Regions from separate parts of the Homo sapiens genome. Here region 1 is linked to region 2. Evidence: chromatin loops called from intact Hi-C (ENCODE). Cell type or tissue: PC-3. All regions are shown on one strand. Each heading gives the region's core, and the rest is flanking DNA. Links, peaks and the distances in the headings are about the cores only.

Region 1 (5,378 bases), core at 1-5,000, 430 kb after region 2:
TTTATTTTAATGTTTTCTTTAGAAATGTTTATTTTTACACGACAGCACTTTATAATTTGAGAAAGGCTACGATTCTTGCTGAGAATACTTTGACTTTGTGTGCCTGTGTGTTTCTTTTTAAGGCTTCAACCGTTGTGTGTAAAATGTCTGGATGGCAAAGAAGTAATCCATCTGGAGGCAGGTGGTTACCATTCTCTTGCACTTACTGCGAAATCCCAGGTAGGAGGCAAACTATTAAATGCTTTACCTTATTTTCATGGAAGGCCAACATGACATTGTTGGACCCTCATTTGTTGATTATCTGCTATATGTCAGGCAATGATAACCGTATCTCATTTTAGCTTTCCAATATTTTGTATGGTATTATTTCCACTTTACAGACGAGGGAAGTGGAGTAAGAGAAATTATGTAACTTGTCTAAAGTCACACATACGTAACAGTAGAGCTTGGATTTAAACACTTTTCTGCCTGATTTAGGAGCTTTCTATAATGTGTTCTCACCTAAAAAGAGAACCCCAGATTTTCCAGGGTATTGGTGAATTTTTATTTGTTACAAAGAAGATACATAGTAAAACACTAAGAAAATAAAGTCATTTTTCTTTAAAACTGTGGGACCTGAAAGTGACCTCTAGCATTACTAAAAACCATACCCATGTACATAAACATAAAGAAGTTGTTTTAAGTTTTTTTTTAAACCCAGACTGCTCATCTGCAATAAGTTAATATTAAATATATTCATATTTCGATAATGGTGCTTCACCAATTCCTTTATCTTTTTAAGAAGCCAATAAAGGATTCGAAGCCCTTTTAATATTTGATTTGATTGCACATTTCACATACTAGGCTAGCCAAAAAACTAACATAACTTGTATAAATATTAATATTAGGAAAGAAAAAGGGGAATTTACTGTTTTTAACATGATTCATTCAAAAGACTTAAAAATGAGAGATTAGGAAGGAGGTCAGTTACAAAATAAAAATTACTGGCTTTATTATATACATATAATAAAACAAAACATACTCGAGGAAATTCTGCTCAGAACTACACCAAAAGTGTTAAGGAAGTAGGAATAAGTATAAAATGCATATAACCCATATGATGCAAACTTTAGAACTCTTTTGAAGGGTCATGAAAGCAGTAGTAAAGTGAGAGGTTTTATTTTTGGATGAGATGCGTCAGTTGTAAAAATGTCATTTCTCTCTTAAATCATTAATCAGCACAGTGAAAATTCAGTACAGTCCCCAAAATATTCCAGTGTAATATTTACAATTTGATAAAATAATCCCAAAATTACTTCAGAAGAATAAACATAGGTGAGCCAGGTAAAAAGAGAGATTTATCCTTATATATTATAAAATTAAACAGATCAATGCAACAGAAATATGCCTGTCGGCTAGAAATAATCTCAAGTATATATGAGAATTTAAGATATAAAAGTGGGTGTTTCCATTCAGTTGGGAAAACAAGACTTGAGTATCCGGTAAATGTAGTAAATGTTTACTGGCTTCGTATTTGTAGGAGAAAACTAAGATGGCTATACATATTCTAATTCTGGGTGTATTAATGATGTCATTAAAAACTAGAACTGTGTGTATGTGTGCGTGTGTGTGTATGAACAAATTAAGATGAGTCTTTTAGGCATAGAAAAAGACATAACATCAAAACTGGAAATTAGAAAGTAAGATATGTTTGTCAATATGATAATTCAACAGTCCCGAACAGCAAATAAAACAGTGTAAACAAAATGAAAATACGTAACAAACTGGGTAAAAATATCTGCAACATATGTGATAAAGTGTTGCTGCACTTATATATAAAGGAACAGTTGTCAAAGGATAAAAATTGTCAAAAGGATATTTATATTTTCGTCATAAAAGAAGTAGAAATGGCCAGCAATAAATGAAAAGATGATCATTTAGCAAATACATTTAAATTAAAAAACAACAGTACAGTGTTTTTCTCACCTATGAGATTAACCTATGCAAACCTAAGGATTACATTCAATGCTGAGCATTGATTAGGATGTAGGAGAAAATGTGCGTGCAGTGCAGGCAGGAATGTAAATTGGACCTTGCTGGAAGAGAGTTTGTCAGTATGTATCAAAAATCAGAATGGCATAGTCTTTGCCTAGGAATTTATCCTAAGCAAATAGATACATGAATATATGTATTCAAGGATTTTTCCTATCCTTTTTAATATTAAAGAATTGGAGGCTGAGTGTGGTGGCTCATGCCTGTAATCCCAGCACTTTGGGAGGTTGAGGTGGGCGGATCACCTGAGGTCAGGAGTTCAAGACCAGCCTGGCCAACATGGTGAAACCCCATCTCTACTAAAAACACAGAAGTTAGCCGGGCGTGATGACAGGCGCCTGTAATCCTAGCTACTTGGAAGGCTGAGCAGGAGAATTGCTTGAATCTGGGAGGCGGAGGTTGCAGTGAGCCAAGATTGCGCCATTGTGCTCCAGCCTGGGTGACAAGATCGAGACTCTGCTTCCAAAAAAAAAAAAAAAAAGGAATTGGAAAGAACTTAATTCAGTACGTAATTTGTTAAAGTATATGCACAGTAGAGTTCTAGATAGTTATTAACAATGATGTTACAGATCTATACTTACTGATGTGCAAAAGAGTAGGTGCCACCAAGTGGTTGATCAGTGATTTTCACTTTATTTCTATTTTTATTTTTGTACTGTCACAGTCTTGTACAATGACCATGAATTACTTTCATAATCAGAATAAACAAACATTTTAAACCTAGTCATTGCAATCTAGTTTCTTTTGTCTGTAGTGTCGTGTAGGTACTTGTGTTTCTCTTACAGTAACTCTTCATGTATGAAAGGTTTTCTGTTCATTCCATAGTACTTTTATCTACAGAGTAGGAAATCATGATTACTCTTCCTCTATATCACTTAATGTTTTTATTGCTTTCTCTAAAAGAGGCAGTATACGATAATTCCTGGGATTAAATCCTGCCTCTTACATATGAATTTGTGACCATGGGTAAATTAACCTCTCTGGGTTTCCTTATTTATTTATTTTTGTTAGGATTGTTGTGAGAATGAATCATCAATTAATATACAGAAAGTGTTAAGAACAATGTCTGGCAGTTAGTAAGCACCTGAAAAGTGTTAGTTATTGTTATTGTTATTGTTGACTCCTCAATTCTGCCTTCTTCTTTTCTTTTCTTTTTTTTTTTTTTGGGATACCGACTTTTGCTCATATTGCCTAGGCTGGAATGCAGTGGCATGATCTTGGCTCACTGCAACTTCTGCCTGCCGGGTTCAAGCCATTCTCCTGCCTCAGCCTCCCAAGTAGCTGGGATTACAGGCATGCACCACCATGCCCAGCTAATTTTTGGACTCTGTCTTCTTATGTACCAAGACTCTATTTGCGCATTATCTCTGGTCTTGTTAAAAATGAATTTCCTTAATATCTGTTAAAGAGTGAAAGACTAATATAAGTACTTAATGTATAATTGTTGGTATTTGTGTATATATGTTAATTATTATAAAGGTTCAGAGTTGATGTGCAAAATCAGATTCACAACGCTTAGCTACTTTTCTGTGTTTTTTTGATAGGTTTACTCATGGGGTAGCAATACCTTTGGTCAACTTGGGCATTCCGATTTTCCAACAACAGTTCCTCGTCTTGCAAAGGTACTTTTGTGAACTTGATAGCAACTTATTCCACAATTCTTAGCTGTAACACCTTATACTTCTCCATTTCTTATTTTAAAATATCGGGGGAATTTCATACGTACAACCTAAATTTGTTTTGGTTTTCATAAGAAAATTTTTAAAAACAGGAAGCCACGTGTTTTCAAGCTAAATATCCGTTTTTTATGTGTTTATATTTCTTAGCTTCAACTGTTCATTAAATATGCATAGTTTCTTTGTTTTTTTAAGTAAAAAAATGAAAAAGTGCTTTCTTTTAAAACATGTTTCTAGGACTCTGCTGTTTTCTCAGCGTTACCAGATAATGTCTACTCTTTGAATTCTCCATTGTTTGACTTTTACATAACATTATTTGATGGTGTAATTTTGTGTGTGCATTTAAAAATAACATGCAGAGTAGTAAAACATTTTTTTTTGTAAGCCTTTTCACTTTCTGTAGTAAAGCTAAAAGTAGAGGTGAATTTTTTTTTTTTTTACTGTTAGATGGATTGGTTTTAGTTTATGTAATGCCATTGAGAGATTGGTAGCTTCTAGTCTCTTTGATGAAGTTCTGTAGCAGTGTTTCTCCACCTTGTGTTCCGCCTCATCACCCTGAGGAAATACCAAATTCTCATCAATTGTACTGGTTCCTTGAACAAGAGTTTTAGGGTTTTTGGTAGAGATGCCCTCCATGTGACAGAATGGAATATGGAGGTCATAGATATGTAGTTGGATTCTGATATCTCCCCGTTCCCAAGACATGCTCCCTCTGGAGTAATGGAGATTAAAGAAGGGCAATTACGTCAATTTTAGGAATATGATTTGAATGTGACAGTTAATAAATATGCCAATAATTCATATATGCAATGTGCACTGTGCATCTGTCACTATTTAAGATTTTTACATGCTGCCTTTCCTTTTGGTGAACTTAATTTTACTGGGAAGAAAAGGCTTAATAAAACATTAGGGAACAATTATTACTTCTAGCTCCAATCTGAAATGTTTTCAGTATAAAACATCGTAGTAGTAAGCTATTCAGTTTCTGATACATTATCACAAACAAAGATATTGCAAATCATTGTTCCTTGTTTTTTGTTTATTTGAAGTGTGTGCTTATTCATACTAAGGAAACCTTTGTAATGTAGCATGGAGACCTGAAAATCAAACTCCTTTTTAACATTTTAGAGCAAACAAGAGAATAGTTTGTTACAAGATTTTAGTTTCATAACTCTCCGACATCATTGGGAGCTTGGTTTTTTTATTTGAGGAAGGCTGAGAAAAACATTTTTGAAGTCATCCTGATTAATCTGTGAGAATTAAAAGTGAAGGCAGAGTGAGATTTGAGTTAGTTTTGAGACTAGGAAGAAGACTCCTTTTGCAAAAATTGTAATGCGTCCTTTGCAAAATGAATGGGAAGTCCGTTATTTGGATCGCCTGAATTTGAGAACATAATGTCATGCCAGAAGAAGACTGCTATAAAATTAGTAGTAGACACACACACACACACACAACACACACACAAAATCACCTATGATTTGGAGCCTAGCTAGATACTAAGGATCTAATAGATTAGGGGTTGTTCGTCAGTCCAGGAGTCAGTGCTGAAACTATCTAAACACAAAGGATCTAACAGATTAGAGAGTGTATTTGTGTGTGTGTGTGTGTTGCCTATCAGTCTAGGAGCTGAAGCTGGGTCTAGAGGTTAGAGGTAGTAGTTTTTGCAGTAAC
Region 2 (5,388 bases), core at 198-5,197:
CCCTCAGCCTCCTGAGCAGCAGGGGTTACACGCATGCACCATCATGCCCAGCTAATTTTTTGTATTTTTAGTAGAGACTGGGTTTTGCTATGTTGGCCAGGCTGGTCTTAAACCCTGGCCTCGAGTGATCCACCCGCCTTGGCCTCCCAAAGTATTGGGATTACAGGTGTGAACCACAGCATCTGGTCAGGAATGTTTTGATTATTAAAAAATTTACTCTTTGTTCATATTTCTGATTAAAGGATGTACAGTCTATTTTTTGTGGGTTTAGCAGTTTATCAGGATTTATAAGTGTCATTTTAAAAACAGTCGATTTAAGCCATGTAGAAATACATATGAAAAAGTCTGCAAAACAAAACATACTTTAAACATGTTTAAGTAGATAGATTATCTGAAATTCTGGATTTTTCAGTCACTTCATTGTTATGCAGCCAAGCAATTCTTTTTTTTTTTTTTTTTTTGGAGGAGTTTCACTCTTTTGGCCTAGGCTGGACTGCAATGTCGCGATCTCGGCTCTCCGCAACCTCCGCCTCCCGGGTTCAAGTGATTCTCCTGCCTCAGCCTCCCGAATAGCTGGGATTATAGGCATGCACCACCATGCCCGGCTAATTTTGTATTTTTAATAGAGATGGGGTTTCTCCATGTTGGTCAGGCTGGTCTTGAACTCCCGACCTCAGGTGATCTTCCCACCTTAGCCTCCCAAAGTGCTGAGATTACAGGCATGAGCCACCGCGCCCACCCGGCTGGCAGCCAAGTAATCTTAACTTCAGTTGGAGTAAGCCCCCTAAATCCAGCTTCGTTGAAGATTCCAACTTCTATGTTATCCTCTCATTTGGCCTTCAAAGCTTTCCTTTAGGGTTAACATGGCTGTATGAATGGCATCTTCAAGTTCCAGATCTTCATTTTATCTTTTCTCAAGGGAAGTTTCCCCATTCACATAGTTCTTTCCCACTGCTGTGGCTTTCCAGGCCAAGTAAGCTCCAGATGGATCTGACTGAAATAAATATGGTTGTCCCTCATTCCAACCACAAACAAGTAAAGAAACTCCAAATGGACAAACACCACCTGACTGAGTATATTCTTGCATTACAGAAGCTACTCTCCGCACTAGCTGAGCTGTGGGAATGGGCACTTGGTACACAAGATAGTATTGTTGAGCTAGTTTCGAGCTGTGTGCACAAGCACTTTGTTATCTGGGCCCACGCCACTGTACACCAAACCTATGTGCTTGGTAATTGGTTCCACTTTGTCTACACTTCGCTCATCATACAGAATGAATTTCTGTTTTTTCTCGGTTGCTAATACCACACCATTTGCCGCTTTAATTCCCACTGACAGGGCTCCTCCAGCTACAGCAGCCAAAGCATATTCAATCCGGACAAGTTTATCAGACGGGCTGAATGTAGTCAGCGAAAAGCCGTACCGCGCTCCGCCATCTTTACCCGAAGAGCCAAAGCACAAGTATGTACAGTTTTTAAGTCACAATGCCTACTGCCAAATTGTTCCCTAGAAAATTTGTACCAATTTGAATCAGATAGACACAGATGCTGGTCTAAGGGAGCTTACATTCCAGTGGGGAAGATGAATATTAAAACAAAACCAACCTCAAAACACAAAACTGTTTTTGAAAGGAAGACTCTAATATTCAATTAGTGCCTTTCTCTCTTGAGAAGTAGATTCTTGCATGAATTAATTTATTTCTTCTCAGTTTTATTTGAAGATGTTATACTTTTAAAGAAAGATTTGAAAAGAAAAAGTTCACCCATTATTCCATTGGCATCATTCCCTTAATACTACAGTTAATCTGTTTTTCAATGTTATTTTGTGGTTTCCCCGCCCAGGAGCTTCTTTGCAACTTTGGTTTTCTTCTACTTCTACTCAGGTTCAGGGAGGTGTCCACTGTCTCTCAAATCAACCACCAGACTTTAGAGGGGCACAAGATTGTTAACGCGCAAAGGTGGTTGAGGAATTGGAAAGGTTGACTGGGGCTGCACCTTGGAATTTATTTTGTCTTGGATAATATGTAACATTAACAGAGAGCAGAAGCTGATTAAAGTATCTTGGTGCCAAAGGGTAGTTCTGTGAGTATTTCTTTCCTTAACATGACTGGCGCGAAAAAACTCTCACTGAAGACTTTCACTGCTCTTCTCAACTATTTTGAACTCTGGGACAGGGCATGATAGAACCAGCAGAGGGCGTATTTGTATTGACCAAAAGCTGAGGTTGTACATTGGTGAAACTTCCATTGTGATTAGAATTGAAACCTTCCCAGTTTTGGGATGTGGGCCATAGAAGGGTGATTTTTTTTTTCTCTTAGTAAAATAACCTGATATTTAGGAAGTATTGGAACAAACGAAGTCAGTGCTTTGAATAACTTACAACTTTTAAGTACTTTTTAAAAGTCTATAAAATATCTTAAGCGTTCACAGTATAGGAAAAATACTGTATACTCATTGCCACTTAGTTTTGTAAAATTTTAACATTTTGCCATATTTGAGTCATGCATTTCTTTCTTTCTTTCTTTCTTTTTCTGAGACAGAGTCTCACTCTGTTGCCCAGGATGGAGTGCAATGGCACCATCTCAGCTCACTGCAACCTCCACCTCCTAGGTTCAAGCAATTCTCCTGCCTCAGCCTCCCAAGTAGCTGGGATTACAGGTGTACGCCACCATGCTCAGCTTATTTTTGTATTTTTACTACAGACAGGGTTTCACCATGTTGGCCAGGCTGGTCTCAAATTCCTGAACTCAAGTGATCTGCCTGCCTTGGCCTCCCAAAGTGCTGGGATTACAGGCATGAGCCACTGTGCCCAGCCTAAGTCATGCATTTTCTAAAGAAATCAAACATTTAAGACACAGTCCAAGACTTCATTTATCACATGCTACTATGGTGTGAATGTTATCGTCTCCTTCAAAATTTGTGTGTTGGAAACTCAATCAATATTCAATGCAGCAGTGTTGGGAGGTGGGGCTTAATAAAAAGTGTTTAGGTCATGGAGGGCTCCATCCTCATGAATGGATTAATGCTGCTATAAAAAGGGTTTGTGGGCTGGGCACAGTGATGCACACCTGTAGTCTCAGCTACTCGGGACACTGAGGCTGTGGATAGTGTGAGTCCAGGAATTCAGGTTGAGCCTGGGCAACATAGAGAGACCCCATCTCTAAAAAAAGAAAAAGGGCTTGTGGGAATGAGTTCCCTCTCTTTTGCCTTTTTGCCTCCCACCACGTGAGGACACAGTAAGAAACCTGCATCTTGATCTTGGGCTTCTCAGCCTCCAGAACTGTGGGAGACTGTTCTGTTCTTCATAAATTACCCAATCTCAGGCATTCTGTTATAGCATCACAAAATGGATTAAGACACATATAATCCCATTTCCCTCTCCCTCCCAGAGGTAATCAGTCTCTTCAATTTGATATTCATCAATCCTCATATATATTTTTATATCTGTATTACATATACATGCACATGTAAACAATATATAGTATTTTTTACAAATTAAAACTTTACATAAATGATATTATTTATGTAACTTGTTCAACTTGCCTTATTTTGCTTAATAAGGCAAAAAACCCTTAATAAGTCTTTTGGGATTAACCCATATTAATACATGTAATTTTATTTTCAGCTATCATATAGTATTCCGTTGTATAAATATGTGACCATTTAAAAATCCATTTTACTATTGGTGGCCATTTTGATTATTTCCAATTGTTTATGATTATTAATAATGTTTCAATGAACCTTTTTAGGTGAGTCACTGTTCATACATGCTTTCTCTAAAGGATACCTGGGAATGAACTTGTTGGGATGCAGGATATATGCATCTTCAATTTATTGAATATTTTCAAATTGCTCTAAATTACTAAAACTTTATATCCTCATTAATAGTGTTTATAGACTTTTAAACTTTTGCTGGTCTGATATATATGAAATGATATCTTTTTGTTTTAACTGGGATTTTCCTGATTAGTAAGGAGAACTTTTTTTTCTCTATGGCCATTTATTTGTGTTTCTTCTTCTGTTAGTTGCCTGTTCACATCATTTGCTCATTTTTCCTTTGGGTTGATTGTCTTTTTCTTTCCCTATTTGTAGAGGGAAGAAATGCTGCTGCATTTTGGTTACTAATGCTTTGTTGGTTACATGCATTGCAGGTATCTCCTTCTAATCTGCAATTTGGCTTTTAACTTCATGTTGTCTTGTTGAAAACTTCAAACTTTAATATAGTCAGATTCATTGGCGGGGCACAGTGGCTCACACCTGTAATCCCAGCACTTTGGGAGGCCAAGGCAGGCTGATCACTTGAGTTCAGGAATTTGAGACCAGCCTGGCCAACATGGTGAAACCCTGTCTCTACTAAAAATACAAAAATTAGCCGGGCCTGGTGGCACACACCTGTAATCCCAGCTACTTGGAAGGCTGAGGCAGCAGAATCGCTTGAACCCAGGGGACAGAGGTTGCAGTGAGCCAAGATCATGCCATTGCACTTTCTGGGCAATAGAGCGAGACTCCGTCCCAAAAAAAAAAAAAAGATTTATCAATAATTTTCTTTATGGTTTGTGTTATGAATAATAGGTAAAAAGTTTTTTCCTTTCCAAAATTCATAAAAATATTCTGCTATATTTTCCTCTAAAAGTTAAATTTTGCTTTTTGACATTAAGCTCCTGAATACACCTGATATTTTGTGAGGTGAGAATTTTAAAATTGCATAACCAGTTGTCTCAAAATTATATAGTGAATAATAGATCATCCTTTCTCCACTATTTCCCTTTATAATGCCATTGCCATATATCAAGTTTCCATATGTGGGCACATTTATTTCTGGATTCTCTATTCTCTTCTGTCTGTCTCTAAGCCAATAGCACACAGTTTTATTTTTTACAGCTTTAAAATAAGTTTTTATATTTGTCAGGGCAAACTTCCACTTTATTTTTTTTCAAAATTATACTGGCTAATATCTTAGTCTGTTCAGGCTGCTATAACAAAATACCATAAACTGGGTAGCTTAGAAACAACAGAAATTTATTTCTTGTGGGTCTAGAGGCTGGAAAGTTCAAGATCAAGGTGCTGGAACATTCAGTGTCTGGGGACATTCAGTGTCTGGGGAAGTCTCACTTTCTGGTTCATGGAGGGCACCTTCTTTTGTGTCCTCACATGATAAAAGGGGCAAGATAGCTCTCTGGGGCCTCTTTTGTAAAGGCACTAATCTCATTTATGAGGGCTCTGCCCTCATGACTTAATCACCTCCCAGAGGCCCAACCTCCAAATACCTTTACATTGGTGATGAGGTTTCAGCATGTGAATTTTTGGGGGACACAAACATTCAGACCATGACAACTATTTCTGGCTTTTCTATATGAATTTTAATATCAGCTAATCATGTTCTGCCAAA

The links. Peaks named below come from ENCODE experiments on the same cell type or tissue, not always from the same donor. Only the 100,000 strongest peaks of a DNase experiment are listed, where the experiment ranks them.
Region 1: it touches region 2 in a loop (13-fold over the local background); 12 of 110 quality-filtered maps call a loop at or near these places.

What each region holds. Positions count from the first base shown.
Region 1 is chr2:201,747,987-201,753,364 of GRCh38, reverse strand. It overlaps ALS2 (alsin Rho guanine nucleotide exchange factor ALS2), which reads left to right. Exons shown (of 34, transcript NM_020919.4): 7 at 123-219; 8 at 3,576-3,653. Among named protein-coding and RNA genes, the nearest start is that of ALS2, 30 kb to the left of the region's middle. In PC-3, for the core only: a CTCF peak has its summit at 2,640 (motif pointing left); no DNase peak of the experiment used is centred there.
Region 2 is chr2:202,175,343-202,180,730 of GRCh38, reverse strand. The region is part of intron 15 of KIAA2012; the gene reads right to left. It also overlaps the pseudogene PSMA2P3. Among named protein-coding and RNA genes, the nearest start is that of SUMO1, 61 kb to the left of the region's middle. In PC-3, for the core only: CTCF peaks have their summits at 1,982 and 2,185 (motif pointing right); a DNase peak (open chromatin) is centred at 2,180.